Regions from separate parts of the Homo sapiens genome. Here region 1 is linked to region 2. A link is an interaction called in ENCODE POLR2A ChIA-PET data of the cell type or tissue named here. Cell type or tissue: MCF 10A. All regions are shown on one strand. Links, peaks and the distances in the headings refer to the core of each region. The heading gives the core; the rest is flanking DNA.

Region 1 (12,445 bases), core at 2,994-10,993, 110 kb after region 2:
ATCCTGTGGCAGCTGCTTTTGTCCCATTTGGGCTTTGGCCCCCAGCAACTTCACTTTCATCCTTGGCCTTGTCTCTGAACTTGTAGAAATAAGAAGTGGCCCTACACTACAGGTTGAGAGTAGATGCAGGAGTTGAAAGGGGAGTGTCTGTCTTATCTACTGTATTCAAAGCAGCTTTCCCAACTGTCCAGGCCAAATTAGATACCCTTTGGTATACGTCATGGCACTTGGAACTTTGCCTGATTAGCTGTTACCAGGTGTGGTTATTTAATGTTCCTTATCCCCAGTGTATTTGAATCTCTGTGATAGTGGAGAACTTGTGGCCTTTCTCACTGTTTGTCCCCAGCCTCCAGCATAGTCCGTGGTACACAGTAAGTGCTTAATGAGTATTTTTGAATGACTGACTAAAGGGTTAAAGTCAGCCTTCCTTCTTGTTGGTGACTGACTTGGACAAATAGAAAATAAATAACGGTGGCTTATGCCTGTATATTTTGTCTGTCCAACCTTCTTCAGTGTTCTGGTGTGGGGTCAGAAAGGGGAAACAGAGTTTTTATTTAACAATTTTTAATTTACTTTTTGAACTGGGTCATATAGTCCAAAAAAAGGGAAAAATACATAGTTTTCCAACACTTTCCTCAGCCTTTTCCCTTCTGTAGAGGGACCAAGGAATATAAGCTTTAGATCCCAAAGAAGATTAGGTGGTCTTCTAACCTAAGGATGGAAGCCTTTATTTATTTATTTATTTATTTATTTTATTTATTTATTTATTTATTTATTTATTTTTTGAGATGGAGTCTTGCTCTGTCGCCCAGGCTGGAGTGCAGTGGCGCCATCTCGGCTCACTGCAAGCTCCGCCTCCCGGGTTCACACCATTCTCCTGCCTCAGCCTCCCAAGTAGCTGGGACTATAGGCACCTGCCACCATGCCCGGCTACTTTTTTTGTATTTTTAGTAGAGACGGGGTTTTACCGTGTTAGCCAGGATGGTCTTGATCTCCTGACCTTGTGATCCGCCTGCCTCGGCCTCCCAAAGTGCTGGGATTACAGGCTTGAGCCACCGCGCCTGGCCTCAGGATGGAAGCCTTTAAATTAAGCTAAATGGGAAATCCAGGCTATTCCTCAAATGTGAATTATTAAGACTTCTTTAATTATAATTTTTGTTGTGATGGTGTTTTTGTTTTGTTTGGTTTTTACTTCCTGTCTCTGTCCCTCCCTTTTTAAAAATGTGTGCCTTGTTTTTGTCAGGTACCACAAGAGCCAGGCCATCTATCTGGAGTCAAAGGACAACCAGAAACTGAGCTGCGTGATCAGTTCTGTAGGAGCCAATGAGGTGGGAACCACACTCCCTCACCTTTAGGGAAGCAAAATGTGTACTGCGAAGTGTTGGTAGGGCAAACCTGAAATGAAAGTGCCACCAAGGAAGTACAGTGGAGTACTGTCTTCTATGTGGGTTAGATTCTAAAGTCAGGCAGAAATTGCACATTGTCAAAATCATCCTTGAAAAGTCCTTACATTCGCTTGACTACAACATATGCGGATTTGTCTATTCCATGGGGTATTTGTGAACTCCCGGTACAGCTACTGATTTGGGAACCACGGAGCTAGATTCCAGGAAAGAACAAAAAGCAAGTCTGTGTGGTGTCTGTACATTCAACTCCTGCTTCTTTTTTTTTATTTTTATTTTTTTTGAGACAGAGTCTCACTCTGTTGCCCAGGCTGGAGTACAGTTGTGCTATCTTGGCTCACTGCAACTTCCACCTCCCAGGTTCAAGTGATTCTCCTGCCTCAGCCTCCTGAGTAGCTGGGATTACAGGCACCCACCACCACGCCCGGCTAATTTTTGTATTTTTTTTTAAGTAGAGATGGGGTTTCACCACGTTGGTCAGGCTGGTCTTGAACTCCTGACCCCGTGGTCTACCCAGCTCGGCCTCCCAAAGTGCTGGGATTACAGGCGTGAGCCACCACACCTGGCCAACTCCTGCTTCTTTTTAAGGTAACCATCTACTGAGAATGGAGCTTGACTGTGGAGCATACTCCATCTTGGTTTTGTTTCTCTAGAACTTTCACACATACCAGTAGATTTGTTTCTTGCTGTGAGGATTGAATGAGGCACCTGGCACAGGGTCTAGCACCCAGTAAGTGCTCACTAAGTGAGTGCTGGCCTGAAACGACCCACACGCCACTTGCCTGCCGTCTTTCCTAGCTGAGATGTCCTATTGTGCTTCAAAACAAGTTGCCAGGGTTATGCCCTTGGTTTTTGGTCTCCTCGAGACACTCCTTTAGGATGGATGGGGTCTGGTTTTAAAGTCAGCTCAGAGGGTTATACCTGAGGATGATATGACTGCCCTCTGAGTTCTCCAAGTGGTCTTTCATGAGGAGTATATAAGCAATGTGTAACTTATGTTGTTAGTTAAAGTTAAAAACTTTAATAGCTGGATTGGCTTGATCTTTTATCAGTCCACAAATGTCTGCAAAGAAATTGATTTCTATGTGTCTGCCCTCTGTAACTTATTCGTGCCAGTGCACAGTAAATGTAATGAAACTGGATTATGAAGTAACTTAAGCCTCTTCTATTCTTCCAGCTTCCTGAATTGAAAATGCCCTGAAATGTGACTAGTTTGCAAAATGATTGTTTACTTAGAAGTTAGGGAGAGCCTTCTAGATAAATGAATGCCATTCTTCTCTGGGCTGAGGATCCGTGTGAGTCCCCTCAAGCCAAGTCAGAACCAGAACAGGGAAGCTAATAGAGAGACCTGGTCCTCAGCCAAGAGGTGTCACGATTTCATGGTAATCATTTGCACCTGGCTGTCTGGGTTGTTCCACAAGCACATGTGGCCTTCTAGTACCTGACCCTAACTTCAGAACCAGTGCATTATTCTCCTCTATGATACCTCAAGATTTTTCAGAAAAATATAAATGCAAGTTAGATTGTTTTTCCCCTCTCTCTGCCGAATATTGTCGCGTCTTGACATAATAGAGTGTCAGTGAGATCTGACAAATGGTGACACTGAAACACGTCTTCTGGAGGGGAGAAGCTTCAGTGCACTGAAGACATGCAACTCTGGCAATGGGGAAACCGTTCTCATTTCTTGAAAGTGTTCCAGCTCATTTTTCAGATCAAATTCTAGGTGACACTGGAGCTACTTGGCTTTAGCATAGCTTGACTCCAAGCAGGTTTGGTGGGTAGCTCTGAGTGTGTGGATGACTCCCTGACTTAGCTTTTCTTGGGATCAGTTTTTCATTTAAAATGATTCTGCAAGGTCCCTTGGAGGCTTAGCTTCATGTGAGGTCTTTAACTTTTTAAATTTTTAAGCCAGTGTATTTGACTTTAAAGCAGTAGAGATACTGCTGAATAATCACATTAAAGAAATTGAGATGAAACAGAATAAGCTTTTTTAAAACCTGAAAACTGAGTCCAGGAAGGAGGAGATAAATCTGTAAACTTGTATATTTGGGTGAGATGCAGACCTTTCAAAAAACTGTGCTTTTGGCTCTATTTAATTGCATGTTACAGAAAAACAGGCAAGAAGAAGCCAGAGACTGCTTTAGTAGAGAAGAGCCAGGGGCTTTGATGTCAGACACCAGAATTCACGTCGTGATAAGTGACTCAGCCTTGCTGAGCTTTGGTTTCCTCTTCTTTAAAATGGGGCCAATGATAGTAGTTATTTCATAGGGTTGTCTTGCGGGTGAAAAAGCTCAGCCTGATCAGCATGGTGTCTGGCACACAGAGCTCAGTAACCCTGGCTCAGGGGGTCAGGTGACTGGCAGCAGCTCCCCTTCTCACCCATGGCTTTAGGATGCCCCTTATTGAGTGCACTTTGTCAGCCCTGGCAGTCCCCTGTTGCAAGAGTTCATTCTCAATTCAATGGAAGAATGCATCTGCCCTGTAAAATGCACTGTAATCTAATACTGTCTGTGAGAGGGGGATATGGTGAGGAGGGAAGGACTCTCGGAAGTGCTTCAACCTTCTCATGATCCTAATTGGGCCTTAGCTCATTAGTGGGCATTTTTCTATTGTTGATATTTTTTCCCTGTTTTTCTGCACAACCATTAGCCTTCATTGCCAGGAAACCAAAGTATTGAAAGTTTGTATAATATGGAAGTCCCTTGGAGCAAGGAAAATACTTCCAAATTTGAAAGTTTGTGTTTATGAATAGATGTCTCTTGAGTGTTGATAACACAGTAATCAAACCAAATTTAAAAGCATCTTTAAGATCAAGGCAGAAATGGAACCCAAGATTGCTGTGCTTTCCATTTTCGTAATCACAGGTGTGAGAGAGATGGCTGAGAAACGAGTTCAAGGCTGATGCCTGTTCCCAGCGGCATGCCTTTAGATGGCCCGAGGTCAGGGGTGCTTATGAAGCCCTCACAAGTTGAGACAGTTTATTCCAGCAAGAGGCTACCAGCCTTCTGCTTGCATCTCACTCGTGCAGATATTTTGATGGTGTAGGAGATTTGCTCTTCTGTATTTAACTTTTCATCTTGTTCCCTTTCCTCTCCCCTGCAGATCTGGGTGAGGAAGACAAGTGACAGCACCAAGATGAGGATCTACCTGGGCCAGCTTCAGCGCGGGCTCTTCGTGATCCGCCGGCGCTCAGCTGCTTGACTTTCTACAGTGCTCTTCTCTTGACCCTTTTTCTGGAGTGGGTTTTATTTTTGTTTTGTTTCGTTTTCTCCTTAATAGAAAAATGTTAACTTACTGGGAATAGCTACTCAGCCTTGGAAATGGAGAGCACTGCAGTGAATTCTTTAGGGCACTTTTGTGGCCGGATGCTTCCAACTTTGTCAGTCTTTTCTGCCTCAACTTCTTCCAGACATCAGTCACCATGAGACTGTTTTACTTTCAGGCGTATTGGGGGGTTTGATTTACTTTCCTTTTATTTCTTTATTTTTTGCTTATACTTGTTTTTGAAAACCTCCTCTGAGTTTGAAGGGACAGCTATTTTTATTGATTATCTTTAAGTCTCTCTACCATGGAGAAGAGCAGGAAGGGATACACTCTCCAGTGCATTTTCATGTTTTGAATCTGATTAGTGGATCACGTAGCTACTTTCCCTGTCGCGTCCAATTCACTATTTGCCCAGAAGCTTGGGGCAGAGGTCCTAGCAGGAGATGATGAATTCTCGTGGCTCTCGGCCTTCTCAGAGAAATAAATGCTTTGTGTAACATCTGTGCACACCATCCATTCCGCTCGCTGAGCGATGGAAAAGCTTGCCTGGAAGACTATGTGCACTGAAGTAAATGGGGTTGGGGGAGGGGACATTTCATATTTATAATGTGCTGAAGGTACCATATTTTAAATGTTATTTAATGCAGGTGATTTATTCAAACATTTGTTCTAGCTTAAGCTGGAATAAGCAGTGGTCATTTCAGAAGTTTTCATTTGTAATTCCTTCCTCTCCCTTGTTCCCAAGTAGGTAGTAGTAAGTATGTGCCACAGGCTGATTATCTGGGTAATCTTTTACGGGTGGGAGGTGAGATTGATAGTGCAATAATCAGTGATCTATAGACCCTCATGCACGATTCAAGTTTCACTCTTGTGGCTGATGCCATTATTGCACATTGGCCATTCCAAACCTGTGGAGAACTTTGTTGTCAGGCCCTGAGCGCTCACAGCTTCATTTGGCCCAGGTTGAAGACAAGGAAAGCTCTGCTGTGGCTGCCTCTGGACTGACACCCTCCCTAATGAGTCCTGATGAAACAGCCTTTCCTACATCCTTCCCTCACTCCCATGATTGGAGAAATGATTCATTGGGTGATGAGTGTTGGGGTTTTCTATACTCATGTTGCCATCTTGAGATGTTCAAAAAATTTGGGGTTAGAGCAACTGTTAGCGTCTCTATGAGCAATCAGTAGAACTTACACATCCTAGGAAATCTTTCTTTGTAAGTAATTCTTTTGGTCTCAAGTGATTCTCTTCATGTTGTCTCTTGATGTACATACCCCCAAGCAAGTTGGGGGGACTGTGATGACAATTAAATCACCTTCTCTGAAGTTCTGGCTCTGCAGAGACCAAACCTTACTGACTTGTACAGACTTGTACAAGTAAAGACTTATACAGATAGATTTTTGTTTTAACTTACAATCCGTTTTTTCCTCTTTTTTTTTTTTTTTTCTGGTGTTGGAGTCTTATTTAGAAAACAGGATAAATGACGCTGTTATCAAAAGTTGCCTGGGGTTCTGTATTTCTTCTCTGCCCTCCAATCCCCGACTGCTATGATGTTTACTACAGTGAACCCAGCCCATGGTAAACACAGGCTTCACCTGTTCTTGTTTGTTAGCCTTGACTGTGAGGCAGGACTTCCCTCGCTTGAACTGTTACACATACGATGTGTGTGTCACATCACATATTGTGCAGCTGTTGGTTTTCATGTAGTGCCCTGCGATGGAAATTAGATATATTTCATGTATTTTTCCATTGAAGGTGGAGTTTTTCAATGATCATGTGTTTTGTCCTCCTAAACAGTATACCAAAGTTTGTTTTTATAGTTGAGGATTGTATTGATAACCACTGGGGTTCCGCATTGAAGCAGGAACAAATTGCCTCTTTTTCTGGCCTTCTCTGTGGGACCTCTGCTTTTGTGAAGCAACTATTTATTTGAAGACCAGGGTATGGGCACTTTTGCCTTCTCTCCTCTCTGACTTTTGAGGGTATTGAGGGCGCCCTTAGTCATAGTCTCGACTCCGCCATTGCCTTCTCCTCGGCGTCCTCACAACTCTTAATTGGGCCTAGTGAAAATGGGGGCAGGTGAGAAGTCCATTTTGAGAATCAGCATAGTAAATTACATTTCTAATCCCAGAGGACTTAATATTTTCTTTTGTCACCCCAGAGGTGAAAAATCAGCAGTTGAAGCCTGACAGGCCTCAGTGGTGACCAGGAACAGAAGCAGCCTTCCTGTTAGTAGATGGGGGTACTTCTGTGGTGGGCAGAAGCCTTACTAAAGGGGAAGACAGACTTTGAAGTTTCTAGACGAGAAGGAGGCTAGCTTCTAGCCTGGGTGGCCATTATTCCAAAAGGTCATTGTTTCTCACTAGACCCCAGGGCACCAGATGAATTTCCAAGTTTAAACTCTTTCCTGCAGGTGATTACTTTGAAAAAGGTTGGTCCAGACCATTTTGATCAAGAACCTGTATATGTGTTGTGTTAGAGGCATCTGCCTCAAGTCTATGTACAGTGTTTGCTGCGGGTGTGTTCCAATATTCATTTTACCTCTGCTTGGGGGTTTTGTGTGTTCCCCTCCCCCCATGCCCTGCCTACCCCCTTTTCCCTGAACCACGTCCTTTTGAATAATTTCCAGATGGATTTCTGTAGCCATACCAAAGCCAGGGTGTTTTCATTCATGCGGATACTAGTATTTATAGATGTCTGACTACCTAACTTAATTTTTGTTTTTGAACTTCTAATTGGGGCCAGTGTAAGGTCGATCCCAGAGGCTGATCTGCAAATCAAGCTACATGTATTTGTGTATAAGACCCTGTGTTCAGGACTGGGTGACTTTTCTAAGAAATATGGGGTTTAGAATGGGGTTGACTGTATTTTTTAACCTAATTCTGGAGAGAAGATTGTATTTTTTACAGTTTTTTGGGTTTGGCTTCCTTCTCACATTTCTTTAGCTTTGAATTTTTACTAAATAAATTTCCTCCTGATTAATTTTTTTTTTCTCATCTGGGAATTTGAAATCTCGGTGCTTACTGTTACACCAATTTGTCCAAAGAGTTGAAATCACTTTAATGCCAGAACATGGTAAATTTGCAGCCATTTCAAGCAGGTGATGGTCTTTTTTTATAACATCGTTAACGGGTACCATTAAATATTCTGAGAGGTGAATGTAAAATATAAAAGGTATAGGTTTTTTTTTTTTTTTAAAGAAAACAATAAACTTTCAAAGAGAAAACCAGCATGAAGTCTGTATTGTATCCATTGACTTGATAAGTGATAGAAATTTATTTTAGGTTTTTGATCCATTGCTTATGGGGAAAGGAAGTTAGGGCAGAGGAAGGGATATTCTAGACATTTAATTCTTAGTGAAGACTAAGATACAGAATGATGTCAGGCTAATACTCAGTTTTGTAAAGAGCAATCTGGGGTGTTGACCCTTAAATGTTTGTGCACTCTTCTTGTTGCAGATAAAAGTCATTAAAAATCAAGTGAATAGAATGGATCTTGGGTGGAAAAACAATCTTGAAATAAACTTGTGATTGAGGATATTGTTCATTTGGTGCATGATTAAGGAGGATATTGTTCCTGGCTTTTGAGATAGTGCCTACCAATCTTAACCAAACAGTGATGGTATTTGTACTGCTCCCGGGGTCAGCCAACAAGCCTGCGTGCTGCCACAGGTGACCGACCTGTGACCCAGTTATGGCACCCCTTTGGGAAAGACTGCTTTATGCTTTAGATGATGGAGAGGGGTGGTTTCTGTTTTTAAAATGTTTGAATTAGACAGAAATGTGCACAAGTTTTAATTGTAGAAGTTGTTGAAATCTCTCAAAGTGAATTCATCCATGTAACTATTATAGCATCCAGATCAAGAAATAACATTCCCAGAACCCACAAGCCCCTTAGACTTTCAGCTACTCCTCCCAACTAGTTTTCTCTATTTTAAGTACCTTAACCTTCAAGCTCTTGAGCTGCTTCCTTCCATGGTTGTTCTAGAAGAGCCAGGTACCTGGTATAGGCTAGGGATTGACCAGGAATGCAAAGAGCTAGCAGCAAAGGATATGACTAATTGGGGAGGGGAAAAACAGATTCAGGTCAACCTGCTCACCCTCCCCATTGTTCCCAAGGCAAGTGGGGCTTGCCCTTGATGTCATAGTCTGCCTTTTCCTGAGTACTTTGTATATATGCCAGGCACTGTACTAAACCCCTCATGGGAGGCACTTTCTCACTAATCTTCACAATCTCTGAAAGAGTACTAACTCCCAAATTTAAGGCTGGCTCAGTCTAAGCCTTGACTTAATTCTAGAAACCCAGAGCTCAGCACTGTGCCTCATACGTAAATACTCTGTAAATGTTAGCAAATGATATTAGGGTATGATGTGCCAAGGCAAACTGGTGAGTAATAGTGCATGTTCTGGGTGCTGGCCCCTTCCCTTGTGTTACCTCATTTAAGCCTCATAATAAATTAAGGAGAGTACACTGCTGCTGTCACCAGTATTCAATTATTATTTTGGTCACCCATGAAGCAAGCATCTCACCAGTTTTTAAAGAAGGAAACAGACTCCTTGAATTAGAGGAGGTGATTCTCCAAGGTCACACAGTACATAACAGTCTGGATTTAAAGTTTCCAAGCCAGGTTTCCCCTAACCACTACACTTTGCAGTCCTTCCCCATGTTAATCTGTTAAAATTACGTTCAACATTTCTGCCTTTCTTCAGGATTTCCCTGGGAGGTTTTGTTTGTTTGTTAAAATACATAAGCTGCTTTCACCTCCTATACACACATGCTCCCAGAGCAAAATGCTAGAAGTACAAACACTATTATTTGCAGGACCCTTTCCCCTGCCTGATAACTCTGGGTTTCTCTCTTGGCAATATAGTTGAGAGCCATGGTGACCAGCCAAGAGCTTGCTTTCTGTTGATCCTGCATGAGTATAACCATCCTAAAAAGGAATGGAAACAGCTCATTGGTCGTGATGAGAACTGCTTTATCCAATAAGCTACAAGAGAGCCTTTGGGCAAAAACATGTATCGGTATTTTTTCAGATCACTTCCTCCCTCCCTGCCTTATCATCTATGGAGTTGGAGCCATTGAATTGGTTTCTAAAAATGTCGGTATGGAGTTGGGCCTTCAGCATCTTGATGCTCTGATGTCACTGGACCTTTCCATGGCATGCCCTCCTGTAGAGGCACTGTAATGGAAGAATAAATACCTTAGCTCCATGTCACCTGCCCCGAAACTGCTCAGTTCTAATTGGCGACCTGCTTATCAACCAAACCAGGAGTGTGCAGTCTTTGGGCAGAGGCAGGAGTAGAACCAATTTCTGGCCTCTTGCACTATCATTTGAGGAACTCTAAGCCCCATCCTTGGGAAGGCTAAGCACTTTTCCTGCTTTTAAAAAGCACCAGATGGAATGAACTAGAAACATCATTTCACTCCCTTTGAACATAATATGGTGAGGAATACATTTGCTTTAGGAACTTTGGTGTTTACCAGAATAGATGTTTTTGTGAATAACTGATTATTAAGACAAAAAAGTAGATTTAGGAGGATCCTTAGAGGAGAGAGGTAGATAAGAGACAGCATAGGTACCGAGATGCTTAATCCCTTTGCTCATTTTCTCTAATCTGTGTTTACTCGATTCCCTGAAAGATACAGATCTATAAAATATTCACTTTACTGATACGAGAAGACCAATAACCCGAATCTTAAAGATTCATATTTTTCAGAAGTCGGAGACTTAGCGGTGTGTTGTGTTTTTCCGTAGGCTGATGCTCAGATCTGTTGGCATCACCTCTCTCTGCCAGTGGTGTGGACAGGCAGGGGGTACAGTAGGTGGCATTCCCAGAGCCAGTCAGGAAAACAATGCCCCAGGTCCTGGGAGTCAGCAACACCGGTACGGAGCAAGCAGATACTCAACGCAGGAGTACAGTACAGGTTAGCAAGCCCCTGCAGGTAACCAGGAACCCCCTTTATTTCACCACCAATTATTTTCATAAGTGTTTGAGTGTTTACTGAGATGCAGGGTGGCATTATGGCTAAGAACAGAAGCTTTGGAATCAGGATTTGAATCTGGCTTTACTGTTAAGCTGGCTAGGTGTGACCTTGGGCAACTTAATTTCTTTGAACCTCAGTTTCCTCATTTGCTAAATCATATCTACTTCAGATATGTTTTTGAGGATTCTAATAATATTAACACAGCCCCAATTTCCTTCTGGTAGGAATACAATTTAAAAACATATTTAAAACATAGCACCTACTGTGCTAAGTATTCTGTTAACTCACTGAATCCTCGTAACAACCCTATGAGGTAGCTACAATTATAGTCCTTGTTTTGTAATTGAGGAAATCGAGAAACAGAGAGGTTAAGTAACTTGCTCAAGGTCACACAGCCAGTAAATGGCAAGCCGGGATTCTGAGCCCAAGCAGTCTCTCCAGAGTCCCTGCCCTCATTCACCCTGCTGTACTGTGAGGAGTACATAACACAGGGTTGGACATGGTTACTGCCAGTCTGTGGAGACTGTCCCTACCATTACAGATGCTGTGGCCATTTGTATACTTCTCTCTTTGGATGCTAGTCTGACTACTAGATCCTAAGCGATCAGAACCATTTCAGGAAAGCTACTTCAGCTAACAGCAGACCACGAAGGTAAAGCTGCTGGCTTTAGAGACCATGCTCAGCATCACCTCCTACAAATGGGTGGGGACTGCCCCAGGTGCAGGGGTGAGAAGGACTCTGAGGCCCAAGTTCCAGTAGAGCAAGAAACAGTTGCCCAATCCATTTTTTCTGCTGTGAGCAAGGGAGTCCATTTAGTGTTCCTGATTTAGTTTGAGCCCTTCATTTGAAGATGAAAACAGCTGCAGCCCAGAGATGTTAAATGACTTTCCTGTGGTCTTAGAGCTATAGTCAGTACCACAGCTGGGCTATAGTCAGTACTACAGCTGGAATATGGTTAGGACAATCATTTGAGGACCTCTTTATGCCGGGCTGGGTGCTGGAAAGCATAGTGGACAGCTCCTGGGATATGAGACTTTCAGGACTAAAACCAGAAAGTCCCAGGCACACTGGGATGGAAATACCCTAACACTGCCATCGTTCTATGGGTTCATTTTTGCCTCTGTCTGTACCTGCCCAGTGGAGGTGATGAAGGCCCTGAGTTCATAATCCTGGCCTAGCCACTCATTAACCTTGGGACATTTTCTTAGTCTCTGTGTGCCTCAGTGTTAGGGTATTCCCATCCCAGTGTGCCTGGGACTTTCTGGTTTTAGTACTGAAAGTCTTGTATCCCAGGAGCCCTGTCAGACTGGGGCAAGCTGGGATGGTTGGTCACCCTACCCAGTTTCCACTGTAAAATGGGGGTGACAACTGCTGTTTTTTCACAGATTTGATTTGAGGGTTAAGTAATTTATTATTGATAAAGTACTTAGAAATAGTGTTTGGGACATAGTCTTTTCTCTCTCCCTTTCTGTGTATATAGATATACACACACACACGTACATATGTGTGTGTGTAATATAACACATATGCACATGTATATATACACACACATATACATACACACATTGTTAGAGATGAGGTCTCACTGTGTTGCCCAGGCTGGAGTGCAGTGGCTATTCACAGGCACCATCATGGCTCACTGTAGCCTCAAACTCCTGGCCTCAGGCGATCCTCCTGCCTCAGCCTCCCAAGTAGCCGGGACTAAAGGCAATACATATTTATTTTTCCTTGTTATTCTTGTTTTCATTATTATTGGAAGAAAGTGTTTCCACCACAGAACGGGTCCCTG
Region 2 (12,445 bases), core at 2,539-10,538:
AATTAAAGCTGAATATGTACAAATAAAGCAGAATTACTGGGCAAGAGCCATTTTCACGAGGGTACCAATTGCTTCTGTGCTAGGTCTAGAATATCAGCAGGGAAACATCATCAAAGGAAATCAAGGCAATTCCTTTGCTGATACGGAAATTGTAAAGAATCTCTTTAGAACTAGAGACAGCAAGCTCAGTAATGCAAATGTACTCACGTGTTCATCTGAAAAACAACAATATCCCCATTTACTATTTAGCAAAAATTGAAAGAGTAGGACCAAAAGCTCAAAAGATGGAAGGTGTAAAAGAAAGTCTCTTTTCTGCTCAGCACTTTGGCAGGCATCGCACTGAATTTGCATCTGTCTGAGTGGTAACTTCCAAAAGTCTGAGAAAGTAAATGTGAGCTGAATATCAAGTGATAAAAGAGATAATTCTGACAGACTCTGTTTGTGTGGGAGGATTGGGTGTTGAGTACCAAAGAGGCGAGGATTAGCATAGTCAAGAAAGCTCACAAATCTAAAACCAACCCTAAGTGAAAATGAACTCAGGGCAAGTTTTCTAAATAATCTCACTATAGCGCACACACATGCACGCACACACACTCACACACACTCACACTTTTTAGTATACTGAAGGATATTTTGTAAAGTGCTCTTTTCTTCCTGATTCTATTGTTCTTTCTGTTCCTCAACAGTTGTATGTGTCTATCACCTAACTATTTCCTTATTCTTTGCTCACCTCTCTCCTTTCTTAGGACCTTCCTTTTTGATTTTTTTTTAAATTTTAATTTTATTTATTTTTTTGAGACGGAGTCTTGCTCTATTGTCCAGGCTGGAGTGCAATGGCACAATCTTGGCTCACTACCACCTCTGCCTCCTGGGTTCAAGCGATTCTCCTGCCTCAGACTCTCAAGTAACTGGGACTATAGGCATGTGCCACCACGCCCGGCTAATTTTTGTATTTTTAGTAGAGACGGGGTTTCACCATGTTGGCCAGGCTGATCTTGAACTCCTGACCTCAAATGATCTGCCTGCCTCAGCCTCCCAAAGTGCTGGGATTACAGGCGTGAGCCACTGCATCCTGCCTATTTTTAAAATTTTTACCTCCATCATACAGCCAGAAGTATCAAATTCAATTCACTTTCAAATAGTGATGGTTTAGTTCTACAATTTTTGCCTTTTCCACACACACCTGCCAGGGTTTCCTTGGTGCTTAATAAATGTTAGATAGTGTAATGCCATAAGCAGCTGCAAATGTCACTGTCAAGCAAAGCTCCATTAAAGCTGCAAAGAGGTGGAAACATCAAGCAAAATAGTTAAGGGAGGCTAAAAACAAAACCAAAAACTCTAGCACTTAGCACAGTTCCTGGTATACAGGGAACTTGATAATAAAAGTTTGCTTAAGTGTTTGTTGAAATTTTAAGGACCTTTCTCAAGGAACCCTGTATTTTGTAGCTACCTTCCTCTCCAAAACTAGAATTCATGAATGACGATCCAGCAAAGATACTTTCCTTTTTTCCATTTACATCTGCAGTCATTAAAGCCTGAAGTAATGGTCAAAATATTCAAACCTCAGCTGGGCACGGTGGCTCACTCCTATAATCCCAGTCCTTTGGGAGGCCGAGGCAGGCGGATCACGAGGTCAGGAGTTCAAGATCAGCCTGACCAACATGGAGAAACACCGTCTCTACTAAATACAAAAATTAGCCAGGCATGGTAGCGCTTGCATGTAGTCCCAGCTACTCAGGAGGCTGAGGCGGGAGGATCGCTTGAACCTGGGAGGCGGAAGTTGCAGTGAGCTGAGATTGTGCCACTGCACTCCAGCCTGGGCAACAGAGTGAGACTCCATCTCAAAAAAAAAAAAAAAAAAAAAATTCAAACCTCAAAGCACAATAAGGGTTAAGTACATCAAAAGTAAGAAAGGCTGGGGGTTATATTATGACCATATTTTTTCTCCTCAGGCTATTCCTCTTTAACTTTTGCAGAGTTGCATTAATTGTGAAGAAAATTTAAATTCAAAATGCCTCTTTTAGAATATTTGTATACTCTCAGACACTTGTCCAGTATGGTGGGGTTTTTGATCTGTTTTGGTTTTTTTGTCATTCTCTGTCCCTATCCACTCATCTTTAAGTGGAGAAAGTACAGCATGCATTTCTGCACAGATCAAGGAAGGAAATCAGGGTGACCTGTACTATCCACACCTTACTGACCACATCCATACTCTGTTGGCAGTGACAGGAAGCAGAGCAAAAATGCTGGCAAGAGGGAAAATTAGGTCAAGAGTCCCAGGTTCTCAGAATGAACAACAGTATAGCCTGGAGGGTTTTGGCACTGCCTCATCTCTCTTGTCCACTGCTGAAGGCAGTCTAGAGTGCTAGGTAAGAACATTACTCAGATGCAAGATTATCTGTGTTTGAATTTTGCTTCTGCCTCTGACTTGTGGTATTGGTTAAGTAACTTAAACTCTCTAAGCCTCAGTTTTCTTATGGGTATAATAGGGAAAATAAAATAAAGTGAGAATAGCAGGGTCAGGTACAAGTTTTTGTAAAGAAGAGATCTTTGCTGGAGAGAGGTAAGAGGTCAAAGGTAAGAAAGAGACAGGACAGCTAATAGTCACTGTTTTTAATTGTGGCAAAGCAAAAAATATTTAGATGTGTTTAAAAAAATCTTCTGCACATATTAGTGCAGAATATTAGTCACTCAAGACATGTTGGATAAATGAATAAAAAATGGAGGAACAACTATTCAATGCTGATAACTGATAAACTTGGTATTAAAAAGAGATATGGGAACAGACAGATTTTCCTTAACTATGATGACCTCTCAAAATATTTGGAAAACACAGCATTTTTTTTCTACAAGTGAAAATTCCAATATCACGACTACCATTTTGTAAACTTCATAAATGCACACAGATCTCAGGGGAAGATGAGTGGAACCGTGCACTATTCTATCTTCAGTACCACCACTCCATTTTGACTCTACCAAAAAACCAAATATACTACTAAACACCCACCCAAACAATCAAAATATCAAGACCAGAAAGTGGATAAACAAAGTACCTGACACCACTCTCATTCCTTTACTGAATTCCTTTCACTTATTCTGTCACTAGAGAAGTGGCCCTATTTCAGCTTGGCCCTATTTCAACTTCAGCTTCCATAGATTAATATGATTTTAATAAAAGATGTATTATAAGCCCTATTTACTCTTCTTAAAATTGAAATCAGCCCCCATTCCTTATCCTCCTCCTCTGTTTTTTTGCTTCACAGCATTTGCCACCTTTTAATAAAATAGGTATTTCACTTAATTTGCATATTTTCTCTCTCTCCTTTCTAGCATGTAAACTCTATGAGGACAGGATTTTCAATCTGTTTTGTTCACTGTTGCATCTTCAATGCCTGAAACAATGTTTGGCAGAATGTACGTGTGCAAAGAACACTTGCCAAAAGTCTGAATAAATTAATCAACTCCATTACAATAGAACAATGCTATGAGACATTTCTTTTGCATTGACTTTTATCTGTGCACTGTTTTCGCCATGTTAACGTCCATTTACAAACTTCATATTATGTTCTAAGAATTGGTTTCTCTCTAGGCCATAACTTTCTTGAAGGGGAGCACTGCATATTACTTTTTAATTTTTCCCTTACTGCTCTCATATTTTATTTTTTAGAGATGGAGTTTTGCTCTTGTCACCCAGGCTGGAGTGCAATGGCATGATCTCGGCTCACTGCAACCTCCACCTCCCGGGTTTAAGCAATTCTCCTGCCTCAGCTTCCTGAGTAGCTGGGATTACAGGCACCTGCCAGCATACCCAGCTAATTTTTGTATTTTCAGTAGAGATGGGGTTTCGCCATGTTGGCCAGGCTGGTCTTTAACTCCTGACCTCAGGTGATCCACCTGCCTTGGCCTCCCAAAGTGTTGGGATTACAGGCGTGAGCCACCATGCCTGGTCCCATATTTTAAATACTAATAAATAAAGTTCAGGTAACTTCTCTCTTTACACTCCTGGTCTTGCCCTTCCTTTTGCCTCCCTCATGCCAACAACACTTTGCTGAAGAGAGTCTGGCACTGTTTCAGTGAAGTCATTATCTATACTACTTGGTTATGAGGTGAATGAATAGACTATGGTTTTAAGTTGTTGAAAAGGCAAGCACGTTTTTCAGAAGAAATTCTTTTATGAGTTCCAATGCAATAAAATAGCTCAGTGATTCAACGGGCTGAATTACATTTCATTCACTTAGAGGTAAATTCCACTGAAGAAAACTAAAGAGCACATACTTCCCCCTTTAATTTTGGCTCTCTAGAAATTTCTCATTTAGTGATATTTCTCATACCAAGAACTAGAACCCTCAAAGGTCTCAGGGAAGAGACACAGGCTGTTTGAACTAGGCCGACTACAAAATATATAATATTAACCAAAAAGAAGCCTTCACCAATTGGTGCTGAATTATTAATTACCTCTTCCTAGACTTCTTCGTATGATAACTTGATTATTTCTTCATACCCCAGTTTAGAAAAATTACCATAATTTATGCTTACACTAAGGAAATCCCTAAATATTCTTCAACAACTTTGCATGGTTACAATGTTCTCTTAAAAAAAATGTAATCTGAAATAAGAAGCCACTGATACATATTATCTACACTGCTTTAAGGCTTTTGCTTTTTGAATGTTATATGTGTACAACTTGTATTTCAGTTTGTCCTAATTTGTGATGTTTTTAGCAATTTGTTCAGATAATGTTCCTAAATCTTGATATGAACTAAACTTATGAAAATTGATTGTGCTTATAGGGATGCCAATAATTTCATTAGATATTATAAAATTACAGTTATTCCCTCATTTTCCGTTGCTATGAAAGGCAAATGGCAAAGAGAAACAACACGACACCTGGAGTGAAAAAGATTTATGTTTAAATCCTCTGCTTAAGAGTGTAGTCTTCAGCCTGCTATCTGGAAAAGCAACCATGGTTAAGAACACGGGTTATGATTAAAGTAGAACTGAGTTCAAATCCCAGATCTAATCCTAACTAACCATATGGCAGGTTTCAAATCTAAGGTTCAGTTTCCTCATCTGTACAAAGGACATAATATAATAAATATATCGAGCACAGGATTGTTTATTGTCAGGATTTAATAAGATAGTGTATGTAATGTGTTAAACAAGGTGGCATGCATAGAATAAGCATTCAATAAACTTAACCCGCCGGGTTTGGTGGTTTATGCCTGTAATCCCAACACTTTCGGAGGCTGAGGCGGGAGGATTGTTTGAGGTCAGGAGTTCAAGACCAGCCTGATCAACGTGGTGAAACCCTGTCTCTACTAAAAATACAAAAATTAGCCGGGCATGCATCTGTAATTCTAGCTACTAGGGAGGCTGAAGCAGGAGAATCCCTTTAACCTGGGAGGCGGAGGTTGCAGTGAGCTGAGACTGTGCCACTGCACTCCAGCCTGGGTGACAAAGCAAGACTCTGTCTCAAAAAACAAAAAAATAATAAAAATAAACTTAATCCACTACTACTAACAAATGACATAATTAAATGTGATATTCTATAGAGAACATATATATCAACTGTTAAGTATTTAACTGTTAATTTTTTACTATTTTATGCATGTCAAAAAGTTGGCGGCTGGGCGTGGTGGCTCACGCCTGTAATCTCAGCACTTTAGGAGGCAGAGGTGGGCAGATCACTTGAGGTCAGGAATTCAGACTAGCCTGACCATCATGGTGAAACCCCATCTCTACTAAAAATACAAAAATTAGCAGGGTGTGGTGGCGGGTGCCTGTAATCCCAGCTATTTGGGAGGCTGAGGAAGGAGCATTGCTTGAACCTGGGAGGCAGAGTTTGCATGAGCTGAGATCACGCCACTGCACTCCAGCCTGGGCAACAGCAAACGAGACTCCGTCTCAAAAAAAAAAAAAAAAAAAAAAGTTGGCTCAATTGCCATTCGATTTTCTCCTCTGCTGCTTTGGAGAGGTTAGTCTTCTTCTGTCATAGGATAGAAATCACTTTTCAGATATTTACAAGAGGACACCATGTTTCATAAAATAATAAAGAATGTAGAAAGGATTCTGTGTCATTTTTTCTGGATACTCAGAGTAATTTATTTTCTCTTAAAGCTCGACCACTGCTGGTTTTTGTTTTTTAACTTTTATTTTAGGTTTGGGGCACACATACAAGTTTATTATATAGGTTAACTGGTGTCATGGGGTTTTGGTGTATAGATTATTTTGTCACCCAGGAACTAAGTATAGTACCTGATAGTTGTTTTTTCTGATCCTCTCCCTCCATTTGGAGTTTTCTTATTCTATTCCTATTTACTGCTAACTTTATTTTTTATGTTTTTATTTAATTTTTTTAGAATTTAGATAGGGTCTCACTATGTTGCCCAGGCTAGTGTCGAACTCCTGGGCTCAAGTGATCCTCCTGTCTTGGCCTCCCAAAATACTGGGATTACAGGGGTGAGCCTCCTCACCCAGCTTATAATTTTAATTATTTCAACACTTGGTTTAAATTTTTCTTTTTGACTTATATTCTTCATGATTGTAAATGGATGTGAAACGTTTCATAATTTTTATAAAAATCCATACATGTTTCCCTCAAGTTCTTGAGTCTAAAATTAACATAGATCTGTCCTTACTTTTATTTAGTGGACCTTAATGTTCACTGAAGAAATATTATTGATACTTAGAGTAACTAAGCCACAATGGTAGGTTCCATAGTTAAAAGATAATTTTATATATTGTACTTTGGACTTAAACTAATCATTCAATTGTAAAGTAGTAACATCAAACTTTTGCTCTCAGAGTTTGTTCTGCTTCATCAGTACATTCAAATAGAATGCTCCATAATGAAGAAAATAGTCTATCACTTCATTTGCACTATCCAATAATGGTAGCCATTAACAACATGTGGCTAGTAAGCACTTGAAATGTGGCTAGTGCAACAGAAGAACGGAATTTTTAAGTGTTTAATTTTAATTAATTTTCATTTAAATAGCTCTTTGGCTAGAAACTACAATGTTGGACAACACAGTTCTAGATAGTTCAAAAAACATCAGTAATTATGTGGAAATAGAATAATAATGATTCTCATTACTAAACTATACAGGTTATATCATTGCCTCAGGAATTGCTGACACATCTCTTGACCAATTGTGCAAGAAGCAATGAGGTTTTGAGCACGGTTTTTTACCACTTTATGAATCAACCTTCCCGCCTCCTCTTCCCCCCCCCATCTCTGGAGTCCTCATAGTTTTCTCTTTAAAATCATTTGTAAAACAGAAAGCAAAGCTCTCAGATCTAACCAGTAGTCTAACTCTGACCTTAGGCTCCCACGGGAATTCAATTATTTTTGTTGGCCTAACCTCTAAGGGATGATGGATTTGCTATCTCTGTGTCCTCCTTCTTCCCTGACTCCCCCTCCCACCCTCACATCTTCTCCTCTAACTAGTCACATTTAGTTAGTTTCTTGACCTGCTGCCTTTGTTTTAAACAGGAATGAAAGAGAACCATAACTGGAAACAGAAACTGTTGCATTCAGTTATTAGGTCGCAATGGGAAAAATGAGGCTGTGTATGTATAAGTGTTTTTGCAGGGTTTAGGATAGCAGCTGCAGCTACCCCTTCTTTCCTTCCACTGCTAGACAAATTTCCAAGCACTTGATACTAGAGTTCTACCACTAGCTAGCCAGCTAGAGGTCTCGGTATCCTCTATGAACTGTTAATGAAGTTCCGGAAGTTCTTTCCTTAAAAAACAAAAGTTCTGAATGCTGACTCTCTAACCACGGAAATGGTATCTTATTACTAAAACACTAAAAATGTTAAGCTGCATACTGCTCCAATGAGTAGTCTGTAGACTTGTTACCATCTGTACTGGCCATAGCGAAAAAGGGTTTGACACTACATGATAGTTACTGGTACTTGTTCCCAATAGCTGCTTAAAATAAGCTGTTGGCAAGTTTGACTACTTTTTTTTTTTTTTTACATTTAAAAAATAACAACATTAAACAGTTATATCTGTAAATGTAAGAAGGTTAAGGCATTCTAAGTCACAGGATGGGATAGGAGGTAGGCACAAGATACAGGTCATAAAGACCTTGCTGATAAAACAGGTTGCAGTAAAGAAGCCGGCCAAAACCCACCAAAACCAAGATGGCAATGAGAATGACCTCTGGTCGTCCTCACTGCTATACTCCCACCAATGCCATGACAGTTTACAGATGCCACGGCAACATCAGGAAGTTACCCTATATGGTCTAAAAAGGGGAAGCATGAATAATAGACCCTTTGTTTAGCATATCATCAAGAAATAACCATAAAACTGGGCAACCAGCAACCCCCCGGGGCTGCTCTGTCTGTGGAGTAGCCATTCTTTTATGCCTTTACTTTCTTAATAAACTTGCTTTCACTTAAAAAAAAAATTAAACATTTACATTTGTATAAAGTACTTTCACATACCTAACCAAATTCAATTATTTTAACAACCCAGTAAGGCAGGAAAATCAGTTATTATTATTCTGATTTTTATGAGTGTCATCTGACTCCTAGGATAGCAGCATGTTTCCCAGTATACCAGTACTTCTACCTGGCAAGGGTGCTGCCCAAAAATGGTCTTGGGAGAATGTAGACGGTGTAGAAAAGTCTGTAATTTGGCCGGGCGCGGTGGCTCACACCTGTAATGGCAGCATTTTGGGAGGCCGAGGCAGGTGGATTACCTGAGGTCAGGAGTTTGAGACCAGCCTGACTAACATGGTAAAACCCTGTCTCTACTAAAAATACAAAAATTAGCCAGGCGTGGTGGCACATGCCTGTAATCCCAGCTACTTGGGAGGCTGAGGCAGGAGACTCGTTTGAACCCAGGAGGCGGAGGTTGCAGTGACCTGAGATCGCACCACTGCACTCCAGCCTGGGGAACAGCAGCGAAACTCTGTCTCCAAAAAAAAAAAAAAAAAAAAAAAAAAAAGCCTGTATGGTTGTAATTAATTGAGCACTCAAATTTAGTTCTTAAAACATTTTCTTTCCCCTCTTTGAATTATATTATTTTAAATGTCACTGGGCACGGTGGCTCACGCCTGTAATCCCAGCACTTTGGGAGGCCAAGGAGGGCGGGTCACCTGAGGTCAGGAGTTCGAGACCAGCCTGGCCAACGTGGCGAAACCCCATCTCTACTACAAATACAAAAATAAGCTGGGCGTGGTGCTGCATGTCTGTAATCCCAGCTACTTGGGAGGCTGAGGCAGGAAGAATTGCTTGAACCCAGAGGTAGAGGTTGCAATGAGCCGAGCTCGGGCCACTGCATTGCAGCCTGGGCAACAGAGTGAGACTGTCTCCAAAAAAAAAAAAAAAAAAAGCCAACCTTCTAGGGTAGATTTTGTAAAAACCAAATTATGGACATCCTAAGTTCTCAGATGTACAAATGAGTTACAGCTCTAAGTTGCATCTCTTCAATTTTATTTCTTGAAACAACTGCCCTCCTCCCTGCAAATCTACCCTCCCTTCTTGGCTCAAATGGTGGTTTTCTTTCCTTTTTTTTTTTGAGATGAAGTCTTGCTCTTATCCCCCAGGCTGGAGTGCAATGGCACGATCTTGGCTCACTGCAACCTCCGCCTTCCGGGTTCAAGAGATTCTCCTGCCTCACCCTCCCGAGTAGCTGGGATTACAGGCGCCTGCCACCACGCCTGGCTAATTTTTGTATTTTTAGTAGAGATGGGGTTTCACCATGTTGGCCAGGCTGGTCTCAAACTCCTGACCTCAGGTGATCTGCCCGCCTCAGCCTCCCAAAGTGCTGAGATTACAGGCCTGAGTCATCAGGCCCCGCCACATGGTGGTTTTCTTTATCTTCCTCCTGGCTATGTGCTGGGTAGCAGATTATCCACAATTATTATTGTAGCTCAAAAACCTGAGTTTTCCTGTTTCTCTTCTTTTACCATTTTCTTATTCTTTCCCCCCATAGGCAACTCCCTCCCTTCTCATAATTAGCTTAAGACCTTAATGTTGGCTGGGTGTGGTGGCTCACACCTGTAATCACAGCATTTTGGGAGGCTGAGGCAGGCAGATCGCTTGAGCCCAGGAGTTTGAGGCCACAAGATCAGCCTGAATAACATGGCAAAACCCAATTTCTACAATAAAATATAAAAATTAGCTGGGCATAGTGGCGTGCACCTGTGGTCCCTGCTACTTGGAAGGCTGAGGTGGGAGGATTCCTTGAGTCAGGGAGATGGAGGTTGCAGTGAGCCGTGATCGTGCCACTGCACTCAACCTCTACAACAGAGTGAGATTACAGAGTGAGACTGTGTCTCATAAATAAATGAACAAATAAATAAGACAGACCTTAATGTTTTCTAACAAGGTGGTTTTGATATTTGGTGAGCTATGTATAGACTCTTCTGAAATGTGAAATATGTATGTCTTCAAACATATAAACAAGGTAAGTTCTTCACACACTATGAAGCTTCATAAAAGGTTCCATTTAAATTTGTATCTTGGCAAAATTATTGAACTTGGGGAGTATCCCTAAACTGTTAAATCAGCAATATTACATCTGTTCCAAACTGGTATCTCATTTTTCTTGGAGTTCACAGAAAACAAAAAATAAGGCAACATAAAAATTATCCAGAGTTTTGCTTGGACAGATTTCTATTATCTGCCCATTTAATATATAATATCTATTTGATATAATTTATTAAATGTTTATAATCATCCTTCTATTATATAAATAGGTTTACCACATCTGCTTGGTGATGTTGGTAGCTTTTTTCTTCTGTTATAAGGGAGAATATGGAGGAAGGATTTAAAGTACAGGAGGTCAAATGGAGTCAAGAATGTGTAAACCGTGTAGTGTAGATAGCCTTAATATATTCTGGACTTAGAGTTTTAGGGCAGTGGGAAAACTAATCACATTCATAAGACATTTTGCAACTACATTATTCCCCCACAAATAATAGTTATTTTAATCTATATCCACAAATAATAGTTACTGGCTATATCTACAAAGTTTGTGTAGATATCTACAGATTCTATGACCCTACAGTGTTTCATAGGTATTCATGTAGCACTTTTAAAGTACAATTAATGAACTGTGTCCAGCAAAGGTTTATACTGGCCTTTCCTTCAAAATTAATGAAATAAAACTGTACATTGTTGTCTCAGTAAAAATAAAGGCACAAAGAATTCACAAATAGGGGCCGGGCATGGTGGCTCATGCCTGTAATCCCACCACCTTGGGAGACCGAGGCAGGTGGATCACCTGAGGTCAGGAGTTCGAGACCAGCCTAACAAACATGGTGAAACCCTGTCTTTACTAAAAATACAAAAATTAGCTGGGTGTGGTAGTGGGCACCTGTAATCCCAGCTACTTGGGAGGCTGAGGCAGGAGAATCGCTTGAACTTGGGAGGCAGAGGTTGCAGTAAGCCAAGGTTGTGCCATTGCACTCCAGCCTGGGTGACAGAGAGAGACTCTGTCTCAGAAAAAAAGAAAAAAAAGAAAGAGCTCACAAATAAGTTTGTTATAAGGATTTTCACCATGAGATAGGGAAAACTCTTATTAGCCTGAAACATGGCCTTTGGCCCTTCCTCATAGGAATCCCAAGAGACAAAGAATAAGTCTCATTTAGAGTTGAATAATTTTTTTTTTTTAAAAACAGCATTAGATCTATGTAAAGATAGTATTTAAAAACCAAACAAAACTAAGAAATGGGAAAAAGAAATGGCAGGTGAAGAACTCTTTTCAGAGAATAAAAGTTGTCATATAGCAATGGATGCTGTGTCAGAACATACTGCCAATAAACTTTAAGAAAAAAGGAACTCAATGAAGTTACTGTTATATAAAACAGGAGCTCACAGCAGGGATGTAAGAGTTAATGGAAGATATCGTGAGCCAAAACAGGGAATAAAACATGATTTGGCAGAAGTCAAGAGAGATGTGGGGAGAAAAATAAAACCACTAATGAAATGAAGCTGGCAAGAAGCAGCACAAAGAACTGGCAATGGTGGAGACGTGGTAAGGGACATGGGTGGAGAATTGAGGAAAGTAGCAAAACAACAGCACCTTGAATAAAGTTTTTAAAAACTAGAGTAAATTATAGATTTGAAAGATAATATATTCAAAATCAGTTTCCTTGAAAAATAGAAATATAATTGTAAATCTATAATTTTAAAAAACTTTCTACAAATGAAAATAAACTTGAAGCTACAGACTGAAAAGGCACACAGAAGCCAGGGGAAACAGGCACAGAATAATTAAACATTGAGACATAGCTTTATTAAGCTACTAAATTCCAAAGATTAAAATAAGGGCTTGACATTAAAAAAAAATCTAGTCCCTTAATTTAAGACTACTTTAAAGCCTATAGAAAAAATATGGCTAAATTATATAAGCAAGTGTAATTCTGAAAATAAACAATGCTAAGATTTTAGATAATAGTTACCCATAATGTTCCTATAACCTG

Evidence for each region. Peaks named below come from ENCODE experiments on the same cell type or tissue, not always from the same donor. Only the 100,000 strongest peaks of a DNase experiment are listed, where the experiment ranks them.
Region 1: POLR2A ChIA-PET joins it to region 2 with 5 read pairs; 2 of 35 experiments call an interaction of 5 or more read pairs at or near these places.

What each region holds. Positions count from the first base shown.
Region 1 is chr12:118,409,830-118,422,274 of GRCh38, forward strand. It overlaps SUDS3 (SIN3A corepressor complex component SDS3), which reads left to right. Exons shown (of 12, transcript NM_022491.3): 11 at 1,244-1,328; 12 at 4,506-8,204. The coding sequence ends at 4,604. Among named protein-coding and RNA genes, the nearest start is that of SUDS3, 39 kb to the left of the region's middle. In MCF 10A, for the core only: no CTCF peak of the experiment used is centred there; no DNase peak of the experiment used is centred there.
Region 2 is chr12:118,299,999-118,312,443 of GRCh38, forward strand. The region is part of intron 1 of TAOK3 (TAO kinase 3); the gene reads right to left. Among named protein-coding and RNA genes, the nearest start is that of TAOK3, 67 kb to the right of the region's middle. RefSeq lists an enhancer at 8,201-8,300. In MCF 10A, for the core only: no CTCF peak of the experiment used is centred there; DNase peaks (open chromatin) are centred at 7,183 and 7,783.